Linked DNA regions of Homo sapiens: region 2 is linked to region 1. The links are chromatin loops, found by intact Hi-C in ENCODE. Cell type or tissue: CD4-positive, alpha-beta T cell. All regions are shown on one strand. Links, peaks and the distances in the headings refer to the core of each region. The heading gives the core; the rest is flanking DNA.

Region 1 (5,383 bases), core at 142-5,141:
ACTGATGAATAAGGTGAGACAAACAGTTTGATATGAATCCATATTTATTGGATCTCATAAACCCAAAGCAAGCTTACTGACAAGTACAGCAGATGGGGTCAGGGTGGGGGCAGGAGGGTTGCTTTGTTGCCCAGGCTGGAGTGCAGTGGTGTGATCACAGCTCACTGCAGCCTCAAACTCCTGGGCTCAAGCAATCCTCCCTAGTAAGTCTATCGAGTTGCTGGGATTACAGGCATCAGCCACCATGCCCAACCAATCAGGTGATTCCTCTCCTCTGCTTCTGTGTTGGGCCTATAAAAGTCCATTGCTCACACTGTGCAGCACTCTGAACTTTTGGTTCTCAGTGATGCATGATTCCTGAGTCATTCTTTGCTCAAATAAACTGGTAAATTTAATTTGTCTAAAGTTTTTCTTTTAACACATGTAAAGTATTATTACAGAAAAAAGTGTAACTATTAAAACAGTGTTTTCAAGGACCAAAAGCACAGAAGTCAATTAGTTTAGGCAACAACAATAAAATACTTTAGACAACTTTTTTTTTTTTTTTTTTTTTGAGACGGAGTTTCATTCTGTCACCTAGGCTGGAGTGCAGTGGCGCGATCTCGGCTCACTGCAACCTCCGCCTCCTGGGTTCAAGCGATTCTCCTGCCTCAGCCTCTTGAGTAGCTGGGACTACAGGCGCACGCCACCACGCCCAGCTAATTTTTGTATTTTTAGTAGAGACGGGGTTTCACCATGTTGGCCAGGATGGTCTCGATCTCCTGACCTCGTGATCCACCTGCCTCGGCCTCCCAAAGTGCTGGGATTACAAGCGTGAGCCATAGCACCCTGCCGACAACTTTTAAGAATAACCACACTGATGAGAATGTCCAGATATTTACTATAACAAATAACTTTTAAATAATGCTTACACTAGAGATTAAGAAAGAAATGGAGACTAAATAGGAGAGGGAAATGTTAGTCCTTTACACTTTAAATACTAAGAATATCAAACTAATATCATCTTTTCCTCACAAAGTAGCATTTATTAACTTTAGTACATGTTTTCTCAATATTTTTCCAAAAGAAATAATGGTTTCAATGACCGATCCTCAACTATCCCCCACCCCTTTCCATCAACCTCCTTGAGTTCATCATATCAAGATCTTCTTGTTTCCCAACAAGTCTTCATCAAGATTTACTCTCCAAGCTTTAGTTCCATCCACTCACCTACCCAACCTTAAAACATCTATTTATACATTTGTCCGTCCCTTTTCTCCCACGTATATGTCCATCCTTGTAGCTATTCCCTCGCCCACCTGTCTGTCCATCATCAATCCGTCCATGCTACATTTACAGAATATTGAGATAAAGGCATTGCCCTAACAACTTGATACAGGAATAAGTAAAGAGAGAATTATATCACGGTATAAAAAATGCCACCAAGGAGAAGCATCCCAGAACTCGATGGTAGTACAGTGGAAAGACCTGTACTTGGAGGAAAGATAATGGAACTTTCTAGGAGAGTTGATACATTGGCTGAATTTCGAAGGTAAAATAAGCATTAGGAAGGTAAAGGAGTATTATGTACAAAGACAAAGAGATATATGAAAGCAATATGAGTCTGGAGAAACTGTAATTTGACCTGACTAGAAGGTAAGTTGAATAATGAGAGATGACTGAAGAAGCAGACAAAGTGGAGATGGCAGATAGCCTTTCCTTCAGTTATGGTTTCAAACCCTATGAAGAAAGCTGTTGAGTTTCTATCCACCTGCATATTTTTTATTATTATTTTAGTTAGGTGTGCTTTTTTCAAAGATAAACACTCTATTCCTTTTGCTTCTTCCAGTTTTCAACTGAAGATGTGGAGACCTCTCCTCACAGATGTGTTTTGAAAATTTAAAAGCATTTTAAACAGCAACCTAAGTAAATTAATTATTCAAGACAAGACACAGACCTCTTTAATTGCTTCAAAGAAAGTAAAATACCGGGTAACTTGTCAGGTATTTGTCCAAATCTTCTTTTCCCACAACTTCTGCTCCAAAGATTATGCATTTAGTAATAATACAAAAATCTATTAACAATATTTAGATTAATACTAAAATTTAGTAATAATTTAGAAATCTCTAGTTTGAACTATTCATGAGGAAATTACAAACTACTACACATCTCTAACTGGTAGCATTCACATGCCAGCTGTGGTCTATTATTTGGTGACATGCGGGGACTGCTTCTAAGTTGTTTGAGGGGCTTCTATTTTCTGAATATATCAAGGACAAGATGATGTGACCTGCAGCCCATTGGGGGTCAAGGGGAAAGGTGGTAGAGGTGAGGGATAAGAGAAGTAAAATGTAAGTGCAAAGGCTTTATTCTCTCTGCTTATGGATCTTTCCTCATATCCCCGAACGGAGTCCACCAATTCTGCTTCCCAGTAAACAGCCTATGGGGCACCTGCCTGTAAATACCTGGAGCATCATCAGGTTGGGGGGCGGGGAATTAACAAACACCCTAAAGCCTTTGAGGTAGAAGCAACGCAGGCCCTCTTATAATGTGGGCCAACCGCCCGGCCCCAGGCTCCGCGGATCCCGCCCGGAGTGGTCTCCTGGATCCTCTCTCCTCGGGCGGGCGTCCGGTTCCCGCGCGCTCCAAAGGGCTGCCCGCAGGCCGAGACCACAAGGGGGCGGCGCCTGACCCACTCAGCGGGCAGAAAGCGCTGCCTGCTCCGCTCTCCAGGCGCCGCCCCGGCTCCCGGATGTAGGGTGCTCTCCGCCCGCCCCGCCCCCCGGGGGGTGTGGTGCCCTCCGTCCGCCTCGCCCCCCTCACCCGCAGGCCACCCGGCTTCCCACCGGATGGCGGCGGCCGGGTCCTGGAGGCCCGCAAGGCGGGCGCCGCTCAGCGATCTTCGCTGATGGGCCGCGGCGGTAAAACCTGCCCCGCCCACTCGCGGTAAGCAAAGGTACGGCCCCCCAGGCCCCGCCCCCTGTCCTGACAGATAAGCCTCCTGGCCAACCAGGCTTCTCATCTTCCTCTTAAGTTTTGCTCCGTATCCCCGCCCCAGCTTTGAGCCCCACCCCCAGCGGACAAGCTCCGCCTCCAGCCCGCCTCAGAGGAAAGTGAGCTACAGGATAGGAAGCTGCGGGTCTGCGCAGCCTGAGTGCACAGAGTACCTGTAATGCCTGTGGTGCCGGCCGGGAGGGTTGGGCCCAGAAGAAGGCAGACTAGCCCCTGCCCTGCCCAACTTCAGTCCAGCCAAAGAGAAGTAAACGAGGGAGTGGGTGTTAGGTAAGGAAAGTACCCTGACCGGACGGGTTAGGTGAGAAGGTTTCTTGGAGGAACTGAGACCGGAAGATGGAAGGAATTCGCTAGGCCAGAGGCGGGAGGGTGCCCAGGGGAGGGGACAGAGTTCCAGTAAGAGAAAATAGCAGGCCTCGGTGAGAGGATCACCATAGGTTCCAGAAACTAAAACAATTTTTGACCAATATGGCTGGAGCATAGAGTAGTCCAGCAAGAAATAAAGCTGGACAGAGAATGGAAGTCAGATTCTAGAAGACTCTAGAGGTTCACACCTCTAGAGGCTTTTAAAGTGGGAACGTGGCATAATCAGATCTACATTTCATAAAGGTCACTCTGCAGAGTGCATTGGGAGAAGATCAGACTAGGGACAGGAAAATCAGAAGACTGGCATTGATGTGGACTAGGATGGGGGCAGTGAGGATGAAGAGAGAGGGGTGGATTTGAAAGATGTTTTGCACATAGAATTAACAAATTTTGGATGAGGTGGCAGGGTAGGTGAGAATTCAAGAGAATGAAGAGTAAAGATGATTTATTTCTGCATCAGCAAGGTCAATGGTGACCATACAAGTTATCGCTCGCTCCCCTCCATATTTTTAGCACTTTCAGAGCTGTTACCTTACTGCCTTGAGTGTTTCTCTTTTGCGTAGAGAATTTATTGCTGTTCCAGATTAGAGCTTCCTTGAAGAAATGGACATCTTCAGGTTTTCCTTTGCTTAGATTGTACCGCAAATTACCCATTTGATCATTTGCTGAATGATCCAATGAATCAATGGCCCCAAGGGTTTGATCCTCAAAACTAAAAAAAAAAGCTGTCAGAAAGGCCAGTCCTCAAGAGGTACATTTATAGTCATGTGCCCCATAATGACATTTTGATCATCGATGGACTACATATATGACATTAGTCCCATAAGATTATAATGGAGCTGAAAAATTCTTATCACCTAGCGACAAAGCCATTGTAACACTGTACCGCAATGTATTACTCACATGTTTGTTGTGATGCTGGTGTAAACAAACCTACCATGCTGCCAGTCATATAAAAAGGTAGCACACATGATTATGTGCAATACATAATACTTCAAAATGATAATAAACGACTGTTACTGGTTCATATATTTACTGTATTATACTTTTTATCATTATTTTAGAGTGCATTCCTTCTACTTATAAGAAAAGTTAACTGTCAGCCTCAGGCAGGCCTTTCAGGAGGTATTCCATAAGAGCATTGTCATCATAGGAGATGACAGCTCCGGGTGTGTTATTGCCCCTGAAGACCTTCCAATGGGACAAGATGTGGAGGTGGAAGACAGTGACACTGATGATCCTGACTCTCTGTAAGCCTAGGCTAATGTGTGTGTTTGTGTCTGTTTTTAACAAAAAAGTTTAAAAATTAAAAAGTTAAGATATAAAAAGCTTATAGAATAAGGATATAAAGAAAAAAAAGTTTTGTGTATCTGTACAATGTATTTATGTTTTAAACTTATTATAAAAGAGTCATTTTTTTCAAGTTTATAAAGTAAAAACATTATGGTAAGCTAAGGTTACTGATGAAAGAAAAATATTTTTTCATAAATATAGTGAAACCTAAGTGTACAGTGTTTATGAAGTCTATAGTAGCGTACAGTAATTTTTCTAACAAAAATATATACTATTCACAGAATATTAAAAAGACTAGAAGATAAGGAATCACTTTTCTGATATGAGTCAATATTTGATCCTACATCATGTTATCACAGTAAAATAGAATCAAAGATTGACTCACCCCAGCATTATCAAAAGACCATGGAGGCCAGGCGCGGTGGCTCACGCCTGTAATCCCAGCACTTTGGGAGGCTGAGGCGGGTGGATCATGAGGTAAGGAGTTCGAGACCAGTCTGGCCAACATAGTGAAACCCCATCTCTACTAAAAATACAAAACATTAGCCAGATGTGGTGGTGTGTGCCTGTAATCCCAGCTACTCAGGAGGCTGAGGCAGGAGAATCGCTTGAACCCGGGAGGCGGAGGTTGCAGTGAGCTGAGATCACGTCATTTCACTCCAGCCCAGGCGACAGTCTGAGACTCCGTCTCAAAAAAAAAAAAAAAAAAAAAAAAGACCATGGATTTGGGGGC
Region 2 (5,383 bases), core at 170-5,169, 750 kb before region 1:
TCTTCTGGTAAGGCTATACTAACCTGAAAAGAGAAAATGGGTTTTCAACAACTGAAACACTGCTAAATTGCGGAACACTTATGAAGGAAGGAGACCTAAGTTGGATCTTGAAGTGTTGTTACCCATTGTGTTCCAGTAAAAGGTCTGTCCACAGGTGGACAAGAGTCTGTTCCATTCACTGTGAAGAATGCGTAACCGGGTATGAGAGTCACTTCTGGAAATTCTGGCTTGTATGGGTGTGTCAATGGGGCTGATGGAAAAGGTAGGGTTTATTTTTTCATCAGAGTCCAGAGGTCTTCAGAGAAGGGAACAGGCCACGAATAGAAGTTGAACTGATTGCTGGCCCTGAGACAAAAACCCTTGTCCTTTAGGGTTTATCTTCTGAGCGTGAGTGCTAACTAGGAGAGGGACATCTCTTGAGAAGGGAAAAGTCCTGTGCATAAGCTTGGGTTCAGAAGATCCTTTGGGATCCCAGGAGGGGGCAGCATAGTGCGGCCATGCTCAGCTGTCTTTTGGCTTAGCCCTTTAGTGAATGCTTACTGGGTTCTTAAGGAGAAAGAGCTAGAAGGAAAAAAATGAGTTGAACACAAGAGATATACTTCCATATTTGGCATTCTTAAACCTAAGATCTGTGACTCCAGATTTTTAAGTAACGACTTTATTGACATATATTTCACTATGATACAATTCATTTAAGTGTATAATAGTTCAGTAGTTTAGTCTATTCACAGAATTGTGCAACTTGTGTCACCATTTTAGAACATTTTCATCACTCCCTCCAATAAAACCCTAGCCATTAGTAGTCACTCATTTTTCTATTTCCCCCTCCCCACCCCCAGCCATAAGCAGCCACCAATCTATTTCTTTCTTTCTTCTTACTTTTTTTTTTGGTTGCCCAGGCTGGAGTGCAATGATGCAATCTTGGCTCACCACAACCTCTGGCTCCCAGGTGATTCTCCTGCCTCAGCCTCTGGAGTAGCTGGGATTACAGGCATGCGCCACCATGCCAGGCTAATTTTGTATTTTTAGTAGAGGCGGGGTATCTCCATGTTGGTCAGGCTGGTCTCAAACTCCCAACCTCAGGTGATCCGCCCACCTCAGCCTCCCAAAGTGTTAGGATTACAGGCGTGAGCCACTGTGCCTGGCCGCCACTAATCTATTTCTATAGATTTGCCCATTCTGGACATTTCATATAAATGGAATTATATGGTGTGTGTGTGTGTGTGTGTGTGTGTTTTGAGACGGGCTCTCACTCTGTTACCTAGGCTAGAGTGCAGTGACATGACCACAGCTCACTGTACCTTTGACCTCCCAGGCTCAAGCTATCCTCCCACCTCAACCTCCTAAGTAGCTGGGACTATAATCGTGTGCTGCATCTGGCTAATTTTCTATTTATTTTTTGTAGATACAAGGTCTCACTATGTTACCCAGGCTGGTCTCAGACCCCTGAGCCCAAGAGATTGCCTGCCTTGACCTCCCAAAGTGTGGGATTACAGGCATGAGCCACTTCACCCAGCCATGCTATGTGGTCTTTTGTGTCTGGCTTCTTTCATTTAGCATACATAACATTTTCAAGATTTATTCATATTGTGGATTGAGTTAGTATTTCATTCCTTTTTATGTCCATTGTATGGCTATACCACATTTTATTTATCTTTTCCATTGTGACAAGGATGCTTTTCATCTGGCTGACTTCTACTCAGATGCAACCTTCCTAAAAGGGACCTCACTCAGATCTTCCCAATGTAGGTGACAACCTCTCCTCATAACACCCAGTGCTTTCCCTTCTGATCACAACTTCTTGGTGTGGATGTGGTCTATCTGTTCTGTTTCATGTGACACATATAGTGCCAATACTGCATAAATGGTTGAAATAGTATGGCATGCAGAATGGATGTTGATAACAGAGAGCTATGTGCTGGCTCTGTCGCCTGAACATAGACTTTATCACTGATGGGAGCAGGGTGCCTCCCTGTTGACTAGGGTTAAGGCAACAGTAGGAACCCTCCTGGCCAAGAGGGCTGGTATCACACAGAGAGTAAGGACTGGACAAAGAGGACTGTAATGCCTCTTTGTGACCAAGCAGGATGGATTCCTGGCATAGATTAAATCTAGGGAACATTGTCTTGTTGCTGAGTTTGTGACTTCCTTGTCCTGAATCGTATCTCTAGGCCAATGTGACCAGTGGGTTACATACACTCTTTTGTCACCACCTAAAAATGGAGAAAACTTTAGAAAATATGGGCCTAGTTTGACCATTAGCAAGGAGAACACTGAGGGTGCTATGAGTTGTAAACAGAAGAGAAAGTTACGAATCTTAATTTTGCCTACAGGGCTTCTTTGACAATATTCAAATAATTACAGAGGCAAAACTTCCTTTTGAAGGATGTGCAACCTGTTTTAGCTATTGCCGACAAGGACATTAGACCTTTGGGAAGCACAAAAGTGAGTTACATTCTGCTTGTGACAGTATTGTAAAAGGTTCCCCGGAGATCTTAAGGAGTAATGAGCATGTTTTCTAAAAACATTCCAAAGCTCAGCAGCCACTTATATTATGAATAAGGTAAAAACCCACCGCTAGGTGACAGTCTATCAGCAGAAATTGCTCCTTTATGACTCTTTCTAGACTGAAAATTTCTGGGGACATCAGGGAACAACAAAAGTATTAGATAATAGTTTTCTGCTCCCATTCTGTGTACTCTTCCTGTGCAGTTTACTCCCTCAGTTTTAAATGTTCTTCTTCAATCTCTGCCTCTCTCTCATTTATATTAAAATAATGAAAATATGTTGTATAGAAACAGAAATGAGACATGGAAAATTAACACTTGCCTCCTGTCCCATACTGGTTTTGTTTTTGTTTTTGTTTGTTTTGTTTTTGACATAATCTTGCTGAGTGCAGTGGCGTGATCTCCGCTCACTGCAACCTCCACCTCCCGGGTTCAAGTGATTTCCCTACCTCAGCCTCCCAAGTAGCTGGGACTACAGGAGGACACCACCACCATGCCCAGCTAATTTTTTTTGTATGTTAGTAGAGATGGGATTTTACCATGTTGGCCAAGATGGTCTCAATCTCCTGACCTCGTCGTGATCCTCCCACCTCGGCCTCCCAAGGTGCTGGGATTATAGGCGTGAGCCACCATGCCCGGTTGGTTCTTTGGGTTTTTTAAATAAACATACCTGTAAGAAGAGTACACCTAGTGCTCTTGACTTTTCAATGTGTAGAATATACTGTAAAATCCAGTTCAAGTTTAGTTTATAAGTATTTTCTCTCTCATGAATAAAACTCTATGTTTCCTTCAGCATTTGAGGTAAAAATGGGACAATTAGGAGAAATAAATTTTAGGTCTTTTACGAAGAACTTCACTTTATATCTCTTTTGAATGAAGGAAAAACTCCCTGGAAAAAGTTCAGAGTGTGAAATTTGAAATTTAACTTGGTGCCACCCGAGGCTGGTTTGATTCTCGGTAACTGCTGTATTTAGGCACTAAGAGTCAGGGCTCTAGGAAGCTTAGATCCCTCCTGGGCAAATGTGACTGATCTTGTCCCTCCTTTTCCCTTTTGCCCAAGCCTGCAGGGCGCTGTTAGCCTGGACTAGCACACTCAGATTCCATCTTTCAGAGTGGTTTCCCCAGTCGCCATTGGCCTGGTTCACTGGTGCCTAATGAAAAGCTCCAAGAGGTTATTCCAAAGTCTCTCGTGTTACTCCTGTGCTCCATATCTCAGTTTTAGGTATTCTGTTATCTCTGTAACCTAAATTCTGTTATTTCTGAAAGAAAAACATACGATGTATATTCATGCATTTAAAGATAGACCAAGTAGGCACAAAAAAAGGCAAAATGTGGAATGCTTTTTATTCAGTTCTTCCATTTGTATGAAAAGGAAAAAAGAGGTGTTGTAGGGATATACTTGTATATGTGCACATATTTCTAGAAGGATACCAGTGATGTTCAAAATATTTAACAACTGGTTCAGCACTGACACACAGGGATGGATGCTGGTTTTAGAGCTCTAGGGATCCTGGAGTTCCCCTAACATTTATGCTTTCACCCTGTAATGACGGTCAAGACTCTGGGGGGCAGCACTCCAAGACCATGCCAGGCAGCCACCAACTGCTTCCTGAGGGGGCTGAGGCAGGAGGGACTTATTTTTCAATGTGCCCTTTAGTGCTGTTTGAAAGGTTATTTTTTGTTTGAATTCTATTTATGTGCACATAGGTAGATTTTCATTTTGTTTAGCTTAGGAGATAAGTCTTATTTTTAGAATTTGTTTGCGGACATTTCTGTCTAGTTATTTGCCTCCAGCCTGTCTCCAGCCTCAGGGCCATTTCCTTTAGTTCCGTTTTGCTGACTCCTCCACTGAGAGCTCTCCTTAAGCTTCTTAAGCCCCTCTGTTTGAGGGGAAGGGAAGGCCTGGCTGAACTCCCTCTCATCATCTCTCAGTTGCCCCCAACCCCAACACTGTGTCTGAGTCTCCTTTTATTACTTATCTTGGGCCTCTTGTCTTTCCACCTACCAGACCTCAATTCCATTATTAACCAGTATAGGCATCACTCTGCTTAATCTTGTGATCAGAAAATAAGTGCTTTTTTTTTGGTGTTCCCACAACTTTTGTGCATATGGAGAATTAGGTTTCCTATACACACCAGCCCTAATGAGAATAGTTATTATATTAGTGGTAATACTCACATGGCATTGGCTTGAGACTCCACCTGCCTAATGCAGACACACTGCTCCCTTCCAACTTCCCATTATTAGTGGGAGGCACGATATAAGTGATCCCTGCAATGTGCTTCCTCTCTTGCCTGTGCTTCCACTTTGAGCTTCTTGTTGACCCCCCTGCCACGAGGCCACTGGGGGGCAGTGTCTCTTCTCAGTCAAAGTTGCTTTCTTCCTGTGCCCCAAGGCCATCAACCACACTGTTCCTAAGTTGTGGAGAGAAGCCTCTTCTCTTCCACTTTGCCTCACATTTTTTCACCTAGGCCCCAAAAGAGCATGACAAGTGTTCATTGTCTCACTTGAGCCCCTTCCCTCTCTACCTGCAGATTCTGTCTCTGTAGAGGTCAAGCATGAGTCTATGGAGCAAATACAGGGAACCAAAGTCACCCCATACCCATCCCAAGGCTGTCCTTTCCCACTCTCCTTTCTCCACCCTAAGATACCACGAGACCATTTTCCAGCAGTCCTCTTCCCTTCAGGCTATTCAGCACCTACAGCCAGGTCAACTGCTCCCTTAGATTTACCAGACCAAGTTGACTCTTTGTGGTGGTCACTACTGGGCTCAAGCTGATAGCCTGGCCATGCATATTCTGTTAATGCTTATCTCACTGTGTGGCAATTGTCTGCAGACGTGTCTGCTTCCCCTGTTAGACTGTGGCTTCCTTGAA

Evidence for each region. Peaks named below come from ENCODE experiments on the same cell type or tissue, not always from the same donor. Only the 100,000 strongest peaks of a DNase experiment are listed, where the experiment ranks them.
Region 2: a loop joins it to region 1, with 4 times the contacts of the local background. A loop is called at or near these places in 5 of 110 quality-filtered maps.

What each region holds. Positions count from the first base shown.
Region 1 is chr1:182,027,363-182,032,745 of GRCh38, reverse strand. No RefSeq gene overlaps it. Among named protein-coding and RNA genes, the nearest start is that of ZNF648, 32 kb to the left of the region's middle. RefSeq lists a silencer at 2,629-3,018. In CD4-positive, alpha-beta T cell, for the core only: a CTCF peak has its summit at 2,718; a DNase peak (open chromatin) is centred at 2,905; H3K4me3 peaks cover 1,719 bases; H3K27ac peaks cover 1,145 bases.
Region 2 is chr1:182,781,965-182,787,347 of GRCh38, reverse strand. No RefSeq gene overlaps it. Among named protein-coding and RNA genes, the nearest start is that of NPL, 5.1 kb to the left of the region's middle. RefSeq lists an enhancer at 4,732-4,821. In CD4-positive, alpha-beta T cell, for the core only: CTCF peaks have their summits at 508 (motif pointing right), 2,381, 2,581 (motif pointing right), 4,836 (motif pointing right) and 1 weaker place; DNase peaks (open chromatin) are centred at 477, 2,577 and 4,847; H3K27me3 peaks cover 213 bases.